2 separate regions of the Homo sapiens genome follow, and region 1 is linked to region 2. The links are chromatin contacts, found by POLR2A ChIA-PET in ENCODE. All regions are on one chromosome and are shown on one strand. Each heading gives the region's core, a stretch centred on a gene start or an enhancer-like site at or near the end of the contact. The rest is flanking DNA. Distances are from core to core; before and after follow the strand shown. Region 1 overlaps GRAP2 (GRB2 related adaptor protein 2). Region 2 has its middle 130 kb from the start of CACNA1I.

Evidence for each region. ChIA-PET counts read pairs that join two places held with the same protein, here RNA polymerase II (POLR2A).
Region 1: POLR2A ChIA-PET joins it to region 2 with 11 read pairs in naive thymus-derived CD4-positive, alpha-beta T cell. The contact joins two enhancer-like sites. POLR2A ChIA-PET finds 5 or more read pairs at or near these places in 2 of 52 experiments (GM10248 and naive thymus-derived CD4-positive, alpha-beta T cell).

Annotation. Positions count from the first base shown.
Region 1 is chr22:39,936,210-39,941,690 of GRCh38, forward strand. The region is part of intron 1 of GRAP2 (GRB2 related adaptor protein 2); the gene reads left to right. Among named protein-coding and RNA genes, the nearest start is that of TMA7B, 21 kb to the right of the region's middle. RefSeq lists an enhancer at 2,910-3,662. Within about 2 kb of position 2,457, at least 2 of the 41 ENCODE cell types and tissues checked have a DNase peak (open chromatin) inside an H3K27ac peak, as active enhancers do.
Region 2 is chr22:39,702,464-39,707,921 of GRCh38, forward strand. No RefSeq gene overlaps it. Among named protein-coding and RNA genes, the nearest start is that of CACNA1I, 130 kb to the left of the region's middle. RefSeq lists enhancers at 3,014-3,578, 3,579-4,141, 4,142-4,705. Within about 2 kb of position 1,533, at least 2 of the 41 ENCODE cell types and tissues checked have a DNase peak (open chromatin) inside an H3K27ac peak, as active enhancers do.

The sequences.
Region 1 (5,481 bases), core at 1,207-3,706, 230 kb after region 2:
CCTCCACCCTTCTGATGGGGTTCATTAGATGATTTCTGATTCAGGGGTGGGGGGCGGTATTTTTAATGCTTCACTTATGTTTGGGTTTTGCCAGCAGGATCCGAGGTGTTTCTGTAGACAATTGTTATTGCTTTAGGAAACAATAAGAATAAAATGAGGAAACATCAAGTGATACATCAGTCTAGCAGCAGAGTGAGGCTCGAAGTAGCATTTCCAGCGAGGTTGGTGGTCTCTTTTTGCCTTATTTTTGTTGTTTTGGATTGATGTTTTCATGGTGTCATTTTAATAAGAAAAGTGTCAGAGAATTAAAAGTGGAAGTATGCGAGATACACTTTCTCTAACTGGATTCATGGTAAGTTATTAATGTTTCAAGGAGAAAGAAAAGAACTTGGAAAAAGCAGAATATATTGTGGGGAAAGTTGATGAAGGGAAAGGTAAGAGAACTGTGACAAATGAGACACAGACAGAAGGAGAGAGAGAGAAAGAGGAAGAGAGAGAGACAGGGTGGTGGGGGGGACCGGCAGAAGAAAAGGAAAAGAGCGACAGTTTGTAAGTCTATTAGCTGAGATTGTTTCCATTTCTGCAATTGCCTTAAAGCGCATGATTGCTTGGTCTGAGGTCTGCCAGGTCGATTGCAGTCTTTACCTCTTTGACCAAGAAGTAATGGGCTTGAATTTCCTGGGTATGTGAAAATTGCTCTTGAATGTTTTGGCTAAAGGACAGCCACCCAGGAAGGTTGAGAGGGCCTAAGCTAGTGAGCAGTCATCCTGACCAAGTAGGAGGGATTTGGTTATGTTGCTCGTAGCAGGAGAGGCAGAGCAGCAAAGTGAAGAGAACACACAGCCTTAGGTGCCAACAGACATGTACTGAAATCTCTTGCCTCCATTTCCCACCTCTAAAATGCAAAGGATGATAGTAACAATAATAAATGTTGCAACGGGTGACCGATTATAAAGTTCTTGTCACCTGATAGACCATATCAATCCATGGTAACTTATTCTTAGCTGGTTCACGTTTCTAGGCATTGGCACAGTCTGGGTGGTGTGTGTCCCCTCAAAGGTAGCATCACAGTGACTGAGCTCTGCATAGATGGCAAAGTGTAGAAGCCTGGTCAGTTTTCTGTTTCTCCATCCACCATTTCTCCCCACTTCCCCTTGGTTAGTGCTGTCTTCTCTCTTTCCTCACTGAATTGTCTTGATTAGTGTCATACTTTCTGATAACACTGCAGCTAGGACTCCACAGGCAATAGGGAGAAGCTAGCGCCTGCCCAGGGAAAGTGAGGAAAAATAGGTGCTTGAGAGGCTGAAAAGTAGTATACGCTTGGTGGCCTTACACTTTGTAGAAACAGTTTTGGATTTGTCTCTACAAGAAAGGATTGTAGATAACCAGAATGCAAAAATGCTTTGAAGAAAGAGACATTGAGCATTGGAACCAAGTATTCTACGTCCTCTTCCCTGCAACACTGGGGACTAAGGATTATTATCTGCATTTCTGGTGAAGAAACTGAGGCACAGAGAAGATAAACTATGGTTCTCCGGCTACAAAGTAAGCAGCAGAGCCTAGAGTTTGAAGCCAGGTCTGACACCTAAGTCCCGTAGTAAACCTCCCACTGAGGTAGGCAAGCCTCGCCTTGCAGAGAGTGGCAAATTAGGGAAAAAAGAATCAAATGTGCTTGAGTTTAACAGAACATATACATTATACTTAAAGAGAAAGATACTTTTCTTACAAAAAGTTTGAGGACAAATGAGACTTCATGTGATGCGTCTTGCACTAAAAAAAAAAAGTTAGATTATATAAGCCAGACTGGCGTTGATTAAAGAAGAGCAAGGTAATAAATACGCATAAGAAGAAGGAAGTGGCTGGCTCTACCTTGGGCATCACCCAAGTTACAGGCAGGGGAGGGGATAGGCCCTGCATGGGGACAGTCTCCTGACTTGTCTTCTTCCTTCTCTACTTCCCTCCCTTCACTACCCCTCCCTCCAAAACCCAAAAAACCTTAAGCAGGAAAAAAGGGAGCTAATTAAAAAAGAGAAAAACATCCTTGAGACCAATGAAGTCTCCATAATCCACAGTGACAGACAGGGACCTGCAGAACAGCAATTTGATTAAATAAGGATATAAGGGATTTAAAAGGACTCTCCAGTTGTGTAAAGTGTGTCCATACGTCTGAAAAATACCGTATTTATTTGGCTCCCAAACCTGAAAACCTTCTGACGGGGGAGATTGTTCCCATTTGGAAACTAGGAAGAAATCACAAGGCAAGGCCATGGGGTTCTGGCAGGGCTGGGGATCCCATGTTGGGTGGAAACCCCAAGAAGCCAGCCAAGGGTCTGCAGGAGGGGCCCTGGCAGAGAGAAGCATTAGAATGCAAGGGCAGGTAAAGCCACCCTCACAGAAGGTGACTGTGGGCTGAGCCTGAGGCCCTTCCCAGATGGGGAAGAGAGAACAGCACACCTCTCCTGCCCACGCCTCGGTATCTCACTCAAGAATCAGCTGCCCGTTAGTCACCTGTCATCGGAGACAGCTCTGTTGGCGGCTTTCAGAAAAAGCGAAGCAGCCAGAGGATGAATCGTTATTCGGGGAACACACCTGCACACAGGACAGGAATGGATGGGAGTGGGGAGCGCCCTGGGGCTACTGTTCAAACGCCATCCTCATGGTCTCCAAGACTTGCATCAGCAGCTCAGCCGCTGATGAATTATAATTCTCGGACAAGCTGCAGAGGCCCCCCTCGTTCCATGTGTTCACCCCTGCCGCTCATACTGGGGGATTTATGCTTCCTGGGGCTAGGAGGAGAAAATAATGAGTCACTGGGGACAAGAGAAAAACAAAAATGCCCTGTATGTGCAAAACCACCTAAAATGGAGGCTTTTAGAGGACACTCAAATCCCAGCCAACTAGCCAGAAAGGGTTTTGCTGGGGGTATATTTTATGTGTCTTTGCTATCTTTGGATGCAGTAAAGCCAGAAATGTTTATATCTCTTGGAGGGATCACCTGTGCAAACAGGACAGGTCCTCTTGAGAAGGCTGTTTGTTCTCCTGGGATCTCGAACCTGAGAAGAAATGGTCCTGGCCTGGCGCGGTGGCTCGCGCCTGTAATCCCAGCACTTTGGGAGGCCGAGGCAGGCAGATCACAAGGTCAGGAGATCGAGACCATCCTGGCCAACACGGTGAAACCCCATCTCTACTAAAAATACAAAAAATTAGCCGGGCGTGGTGGCAGGCGCCTGTAGTCCCAGCTACTCAGGAGGCTGAGGCAGGAGAATAGCATGAACCCGGGAGCTGGAGCTTGCAGTGAGTGGAGATCTTGCCACTGCACTCCAGCCTGGGGGACAGAGTGAGACTCCGTCTCAAAAAAAAAAAAAAAAAAAAAGAAATGGTCCTGCATCTCTGACTTGGGAGGTCCAATTAAGCAGAGGAACTGTTGGCTGTAAACCTTCTAAAGCAGAGGATCCTTTGGGAGGCTGAGGCAGGTGATCATCTGAGGTCAGGAGTTCAAGACCAGCCTGGCCAGCATGGCGAAACCCCATCTCTACTAAAAATATAAAAATTAGCGGACCGTGGTGGGCTGTACCTGTAATCTCAGCTACTCGGGAAGCTGAGGCATGAGAATTGCTTGAGCCTGGGAGGTGGAGGTTGCAGTGAGCTGAGATTGTGCCACTGCCCTCCAGCCTGGGTGACAGGGCAACTCCATCTCAAAGTAAATAAGTAAAGCAGAGGACCCTGATGGCCACCCCCAAGTTCATAGCTACCTGCACACTTTATGTGGTGAAGCACTGGTGGGGGGCCCAGGAAGCCCTGCATGAGTTGGTTGTAGCTGCCATGATTCCAACTCCCACGCCACCCTCTGCACCTAGCCACAGAGCCGCATCTCCAGAGAAAACCAGAAGCAAGACCCCACCAAAAAAGAATGTGAGAGTCTATTTTAAAGGCTCCGGAAGATGAGTTAGAAGTGATTCAAGAGCAGGCACAGTAAAGGAATATGTAAGCCTTGGTAGACATTCAGTAAGAAGGGTAACATTTCCAACATGACCAGCTGATTAACAGGTATTCTCTAAGCAGGGTGTCTGCTGGTTTAGAATAGAGCAAAAATATTGTCATCTGAGAGCCCAAAATGGGGAAAGGCTACTCCTTGGTCTCTTGGTGAGGCCCAGCCTGTTTTGTTTTTTGTTTGTTTTTTTTTTTTTTTTCACTTTCCCACTTTATTTTCAGAATAGATTGATTTGGGTCTCTAGAAGAATATTTAAGCAGTGGCTTACAGGCGAGCCATAAGGTAGTTGTCCGTTCTATGCTTACAAATTTTCAAGAAGGGCCATCTGTAACCTTTCTCAGTTTCCTGTTCCTATGTCCAATGCCCAATAAGAGGTAATAAACTAAGGCAGAAAGGCCCCAAACACAGATGTAAGATGCAGAGCAAAGAATAACACACAGTAGGGGTTTCAATACAGGATCATTAACCCAGAATCCAAGCAGGAGTGAGGGAAGTCCACTCAGGAGGAATGGGAACCACCTCTCCAGGCTGCTCAGGAGGAATTTAAGCATCAGACAGTGTGTAGGAGAAGATGACCACGAATTCTTTGACATCTAAGCAATTCTGTATTTTAAAGGTTTGAGTCTTTGAAATGTTAAAATTGATGCGCCTTAAAACTCATGAGAGACAATGAAGACAATCACCGAACCTGTCTAGTTAAAGGTTACCGGGACTCAAGATGCAAAGAAAAGTTACGAGATGGAATTGATGGTTTGGGGTGCACCATTGCCCTCTATTGGATTTTAAATAAATCAGACCTCTTAGTGTAGGTATGTTGCACTATCTCTGGCTGAGTTTGCTGAGAAGTCAGGGCACCTCTGAGTGGGAAGTTAATTGATCCTTTTAAATGGCTCCTTCTGTCTCCTGCTCCTTCCCTGAGGAAATCAACCAGAGTAATGCTGAGGGCAGGTCATTTGCATGTCTTCATTCATCCAACAAACATTTCCTGGCTGCCTGCTAAGCCCGGGCTAGGCATTGTAGAGAATCTAAGAAAAAATAACAACTGCCATTCGTTGGACACCTACTGTGTATCAGAGTCTACGCATTAATACAGAACAACCCCACGGAGTAACTCTGGTGACTCCCATCCCACGGATGTGGAAATAGGACACTCAGGAAGTGGCACATTTTGGATTCAAATCCAGGTTCGTCTACTACTAGGCCTATATTCTGTCCACTAAACTACAACTTTTCCCCTTAAGAAGTTTATAAACTATTAGGGGGAGATAGGATATAGATATAAATGTATATATCAGGGTTTGACAAACTACAGCCAGTGGGCCAAATTCAGCCCATCATGTGTTTTTGACCTTGAGCTAATTTACATTTTTACATGGTTGAAAAAAATATCAAAAGAATAATAATACTTCCTGTCATGTAAAAATGCTATGAAATTCAAATCTCAGGGTCCACAAATAAAGTTTTATGGGAACCCTGCTATGCCCATTCAT
Region 2 (5,458 bases), core at 283-2,782:
AAATGCATGGCAACTAGGTGGCAGACCAACTTCCTGACCGCACTAATAGAGACCACAGGCCTGGAAAACAACGTCACCAAACACTAGTATGAACAGGTTAAATAACTGCCCACCTCGCATTTGTACTGAGTAAAAATATCTTTCAAGAACAAGATGTCGGCATCTTCGGACAATCCCAAGTGAGCTTGGAGCCTCCCTTGAGCCATTTCTAAAGGAAAATATTTCCAGAAGGAAGGTCCCAAGAGGCAAGAGTGAGAGGGCAAAGAAATGGTCAACTGTGCGGGAGAAGCTGAACACACATTCACTTCCTAGAACAATTGTCCTAATGCCTAATTTGGGGGATAAAAGAGACTGAGCGTCCATCAGGATACTAGCGTTTCCCATGATGCTGATGTTGATGCTTTCCGGAAAAATACTAAATACCAGATTCTTCTAGAACTGTTTTCTGCTTTGCCAGTGCTCCGAGTACACACTTTGTCCACCTATGAGCCCCTTGACCACAGTGCAGAGAACACTGTCAGGCCGCAAACTCTTGGCCGAAGGAGAGAATTCCCTGGATGCTGGTTCCCTTGGGACCCAGTCTCCCATGCCCCAGCCTAGTGGGTCTCCCCAGAAACACCTGGTCACTTAAGACTTGGGTGCTGGGCCCTGCCCAGGAGTGGCTGATCCCTGCTGAGAATCAGCGTTTCTACAAGCTCCCAGGTGCTGGTCCCAGACCAGTCTGAGAAGCGCTGCTGTAGCTGATGACCCCCTCGTCTCCTCAGCCTGTTGCAGGGTTAACACCCCTCCTCCAGGAAGCCTTCTGGCAGAAACACCTCAGCAGGCAAGCTCTGCGTCTCTATCATGGTCTGCTAAGAACGCAGCAGATGCAGAATCAGTTGCAGCTGAATGACTGGCTGTGTGAATCTTTTTTTTTTTTTTTTTTTGAGATGGAGTTTCACTCTTGTTGCCCAGGCTGGAGTGCAATGGTGCGATCTCAGTTCACTGCAACCTCCGCCTCCTGGATTCAAACGATTCTTAAAGGGCACGTCTGGCTGGGGATCTTCGGGCGGCGTTAGAGGCTAAGGATACCTCTAGGCCCTCTCCCCCACCAGGAAACACACACACCCCCCCACATACCCACACACACACCCCCCACACCCACACCCCCCACACCCACACCCACAGCCCCACCCCCGACACACACACTCTTTTCTCTTCACTGGAGCTTCCACCTAGGTCCACACAGCCTTTTACCAGCCTTCCTGAGTGCCCACTGCACCAGGCCAGGTGCTGGACTCTGGTTCATCCTCCTGCCCATTGCTCTGGATAAGTGGGGGCTAAAGCCCAGGAGCGTTTTGTAAAGATGGGATCACGGGCCCTGGGGTGCTTCCGCTACCCCCCAAGCCCTTCAGACCCCACTGGCCCCTTTCTGCTCTCCATACCCTAAGGGAAGGCTATGTCCTGACAAGTCCTCGCGCCTCCTCTTGCTAAAGCTGACAGTCGCCTGCCAGGGGGATTAACTGGAACGCCACGGGCAATTGATCCCAACAAGCTTAAGATGTCCCGTTCCAGGAGAAGGCCCTGCTGACAGGGGAGGCAGCTGCTGAGGCTGCTGGCAGGGATCCTGCAAGAGCAGCTGTGAGCCCTCAGCCTGTCCTGGGGGACAGGCCCTGGGAGGGGAGGGGAGAAGGACAGTGCTGGGTGTATTGGGGTCATGGCTGCCCCCGCCAGGAGGGAGCTGGGGGTCCTGGGGCTGCCCCAAGAGGTGCCAGAGGATTCAGGAATTCGGTGGGGGCGGGCAGTGGAGGCGCCCGGGGGTACTCAGGTGGCTGATTTATGAGGCCAGATTAAGAAGACTGATGGCCTGTCCCTTAGCCAAGAAATGAGTCCTGTTGCAAACCGTTGAAGGGCACAAAGGTGGAGGAGGGAGAGGCTTTGTAGACAGTGGTTTGGGAGTAATGAGGAATAATGGGCTGAAACAGAGCCGGATAGCAGGAAAGCTGGCTTGGCTGTGAAGTCTGCATGAGCTGGAAGCCAGCGCTGGCAGCGAGGGATAGGGCCGTGATCTTGAATCATGGGGAACCTGACTGGACCAGGCGTGGGAGGCAGAATGGGATTTGGCCCAAGACTATTCGTCTGCAGCCACCTTGGGCTATGCGGTCACCCTGCTGTCCCTGGACTGCCTAACTCAGGTGGGTCAGAAGTTGGCCTATGTTCCCACTCTAGTGGGGCACCTGCAGGCTGCCTGTGGGTCCGGAGTGGCCAGGAGGGGTTGGGGCCCCAAAGAGTGACTGGCTGGAGGAGGAAAGCTGCAGGTGTGGCCTGGGCCCTGGGCTCCAGGCAGGCTGAGACCCCATTGCACAGTGGGGCACCTGAGGCCACAGTGTGCAGGGCAGGGATGCCAACGCCACAAGGGCCAGTTCCAGAGCCCAGCTTTCTGTTTAGGATCTTCTTTTTTTTTTTTTTTTTTTTTTTGAGACAAAGTCTCGCTCTGTGGCCCAGGCTGGAGTGCAGCGCGATCTCGGTGCACTGCAACCTCCACCTCCCAGGTTCAAGCAATTCTCCTGCCTCAGCCTCCTGAGTAGCTGGGACTATAGGCATGTGCCACCACACCCGGCTAATTTTTGTATTTTTAGTAGAGACAGGGTTTCAGCATGTTGGCCAGGATGGTCTCGATCTCCTGACCTCATGATCCGCCCGCCTCGGCCTCCCAAAGTGCTGGGATTACAGGCATGAGCCACTGCGCTTGGCCTGTTTAGGATTCTTGAAGCAAATCCCATTTCTGTTCAGGAGCCGCAAAGTAAATTTCGAGAGGAGCTCCGCTTCCTGCCTGGCAAAGGACCTATGGGGAAAGTTCTGGAAGACCAGGAAGGCTGGCCTCACCACTTCCCCATGCTCATGAAAGCATTTTGTGAGCTCCCTGAGACATGTTCCGGGATCCGAAGCCCCCCTGGGGAAGTGTGCTGCGTCTTGGGCCTTGTCCACAGGAGCGTGAGTGGGACGTTTGAAATTTCCTAAACTGATGACCAGGCTTCACGCCGCTCAAGTCCGCCACAGCCTGCAGAGGCCACCCCCAGGCAGGGCCCATCCATCTGTGCCCACGCAAGCTCCTGTGCTGGATGAAGCTGCCCCGTGACTCAGGTTCTGACTCAGCGCCAGCTAGGTGGGCATAGGCCATGCTGGCCAGGGTACTCTTCCTGGAGGTGTGGGTGCCCCGGGAGTGTGGGCATGGCCCCAGGGGGCAGCTCTGGGCAGCATGGCTTTCCTGGGCACCTACTTGGACTCTTGTGGCCTGGGAGGCAGGAAGCGTTTCTCCCTGTTTTGCAGGTGAGAAGGTGGATGCTGGAAAAGTCCATGCCTTGCTCAAGGCCACACGGTTGCCAGGTGGGTTTGAACGAGGTTTATCTGACTCCAGGGCCCTTGCTCTGACCCAGTCCATCCTGCCGCTCCCCAGACGTCTGCAGGGCGGGTGAACCTCTCTAGGAAGAGGGTTGAGATGGCCGTGCTGTGTGTGCAGACCCTGCCTGGCTCAGACAGGCTCTGTCCTTAGTTACGTGACCTTGAATGAACGGTGTCACCACCCCCAGCCTCTCCCAGAAAAAGGGGCAGGAGCTGTTACCCACTTTGGTGGTGGTGGGAGGCAGGTGAGTAGGGAGCCAAGCCTATAAAACTGAGTCAGCTCAGCCCTGTGCAGGTGCCGGTGTCCGTCCCCTGCCTTCTGAGGGCCAGTGCGTGCTGCTTCCCTGGGCCCTGCGGAGGCCCCTGCACTGTCAACGGGGATGATGTCCCCTCCTCATGCAAAACAGCTCTCCCAGGGTAGGCCCTGATGGGCCACGCACACTGGCCACATCCTGCTCTGATCTGCGTCTTCTGGGACAGCTCAGTGTGGCCATCTTGGACCTGGTGGTCCACCAGGTCCTGCAGCCGGAGCCTGTCCCTCCCCACCCCGCCTTGGGGCACTCTGCTTTGCAGCAGCCTTGCTGTGGTGTCTCTCCCTTCCCGCTGGCAGACAGCAGTGTTTCGGGCACACAAAGGATTCATCTGTAGGGTTCTTATTTCCCCATGAAACTCGGTGCTTGACAGACAGGAGTGGCATCTCTGTGCAGCCATAGACAAAAGTGAGAGCGTCCTCCCCGCCCCCACACAGCAGACCCCGCCCTGGACTCCTGGGGTGACGCTCAGCAGACCGGGGCTTAAATTCGGCTTCACAGCTCATGAGCAGTCACACTCCGTGTAGATTTGTATTCAGGGAAGGCTTTGGGGAAAAGTAATAAAAAATCGGGGGAGGGAGCAGCTCAACACGCCCAAGTAAGATTTCTCATTAGTTTGAAAGATGGACAAGGAACCTGCTCTTTAATGAAGAAAATGGATTGTGCCCTGACTAAGTAGTCTGGAACTTGGAGACGGCGCTGCGGCTCTGGTTCTGACCTTCACAGACGTCTCAGAATACACCCAGCTTCAAACCCAGCGAGGACCTGCCCAGTTTGGGGTGACTTTAAGATTCTCATCTGGCAGGGCGCGGTGGTTCGTGCCTGTAATGCCAGCACTTGGGAAGGCCGAGGGGGGCGGGTCTCTTGAGCCTAACGGTTCGAGACCAGCCCAGGCAACATGGCGAAACTCTGTCTCTACAAAAAAATACCAAAGTCAGCCCAGTGTCGTGGCATGTGCCTGTAATCCCAGCTACTCAGGGAGCTGAGGCGGGAGGATCGCTTGAGCCCAGGAGGTTGAGGCTGTAGTGAGCCATGATTGCGCTACTGCACTCCAGCCTGGGCAACAGAGTGAGACCTTGTCTCAAAAATAAAGAAAAACGAAAAAGAAAAATTCTCATCAGGCCAAGCCCCTGGCCCTCCCAGGCTCACCAAAGCCTGAGAGGAGGAGAGGATGCTGGTTGGAGGGGCCGTGTCTGCTCTAGGGCTGCGGCATTGGGCTGTGACTCTGTTTCTCCAGGCCTCAGTGTCACTGTTGGCTGGTGATTGCCTTCCCACTGCAGAGCAGCTCCAGGATGCTCAGTGAGAGCCGGGCAAGCTCCCCCTGCAGCATCTTGCCTTCCTGCCCTGGCGACACCTCACCTGGTCATCTGGTGAGAGAGGCTGTCTGCTCAGCGGAGTCACTGACTGAGCCCAGGGGCCTGGCTTTCCACACTCAGCGAGGCTTCAGGCCAGGGGTGGATGCAGTCACTGCAGATGGGCCCAGGCACCCCCTGCTCAGGCTTCACCTGCAGTTTTAACTGGAGGTGATGAGTGTCTCTACATGGGCCCCATAGAGTTGGACCATGTTGAATGAGGCCTGTGTAATCCAGCTCTGGGATGGGCCGAGCCATTTCTCAGCCCAGATGCAACTTCTTCCTGGAGAAAGACCTTGAAACACCTAATAAACAAGGTCCAAACACAGGAAATACAGCTCAGATCCTTCCACGCACAGCTTCTGCGGTGACACCAGCCACATAAAAATGATAAAGGCCATTTATCCTCTGTCT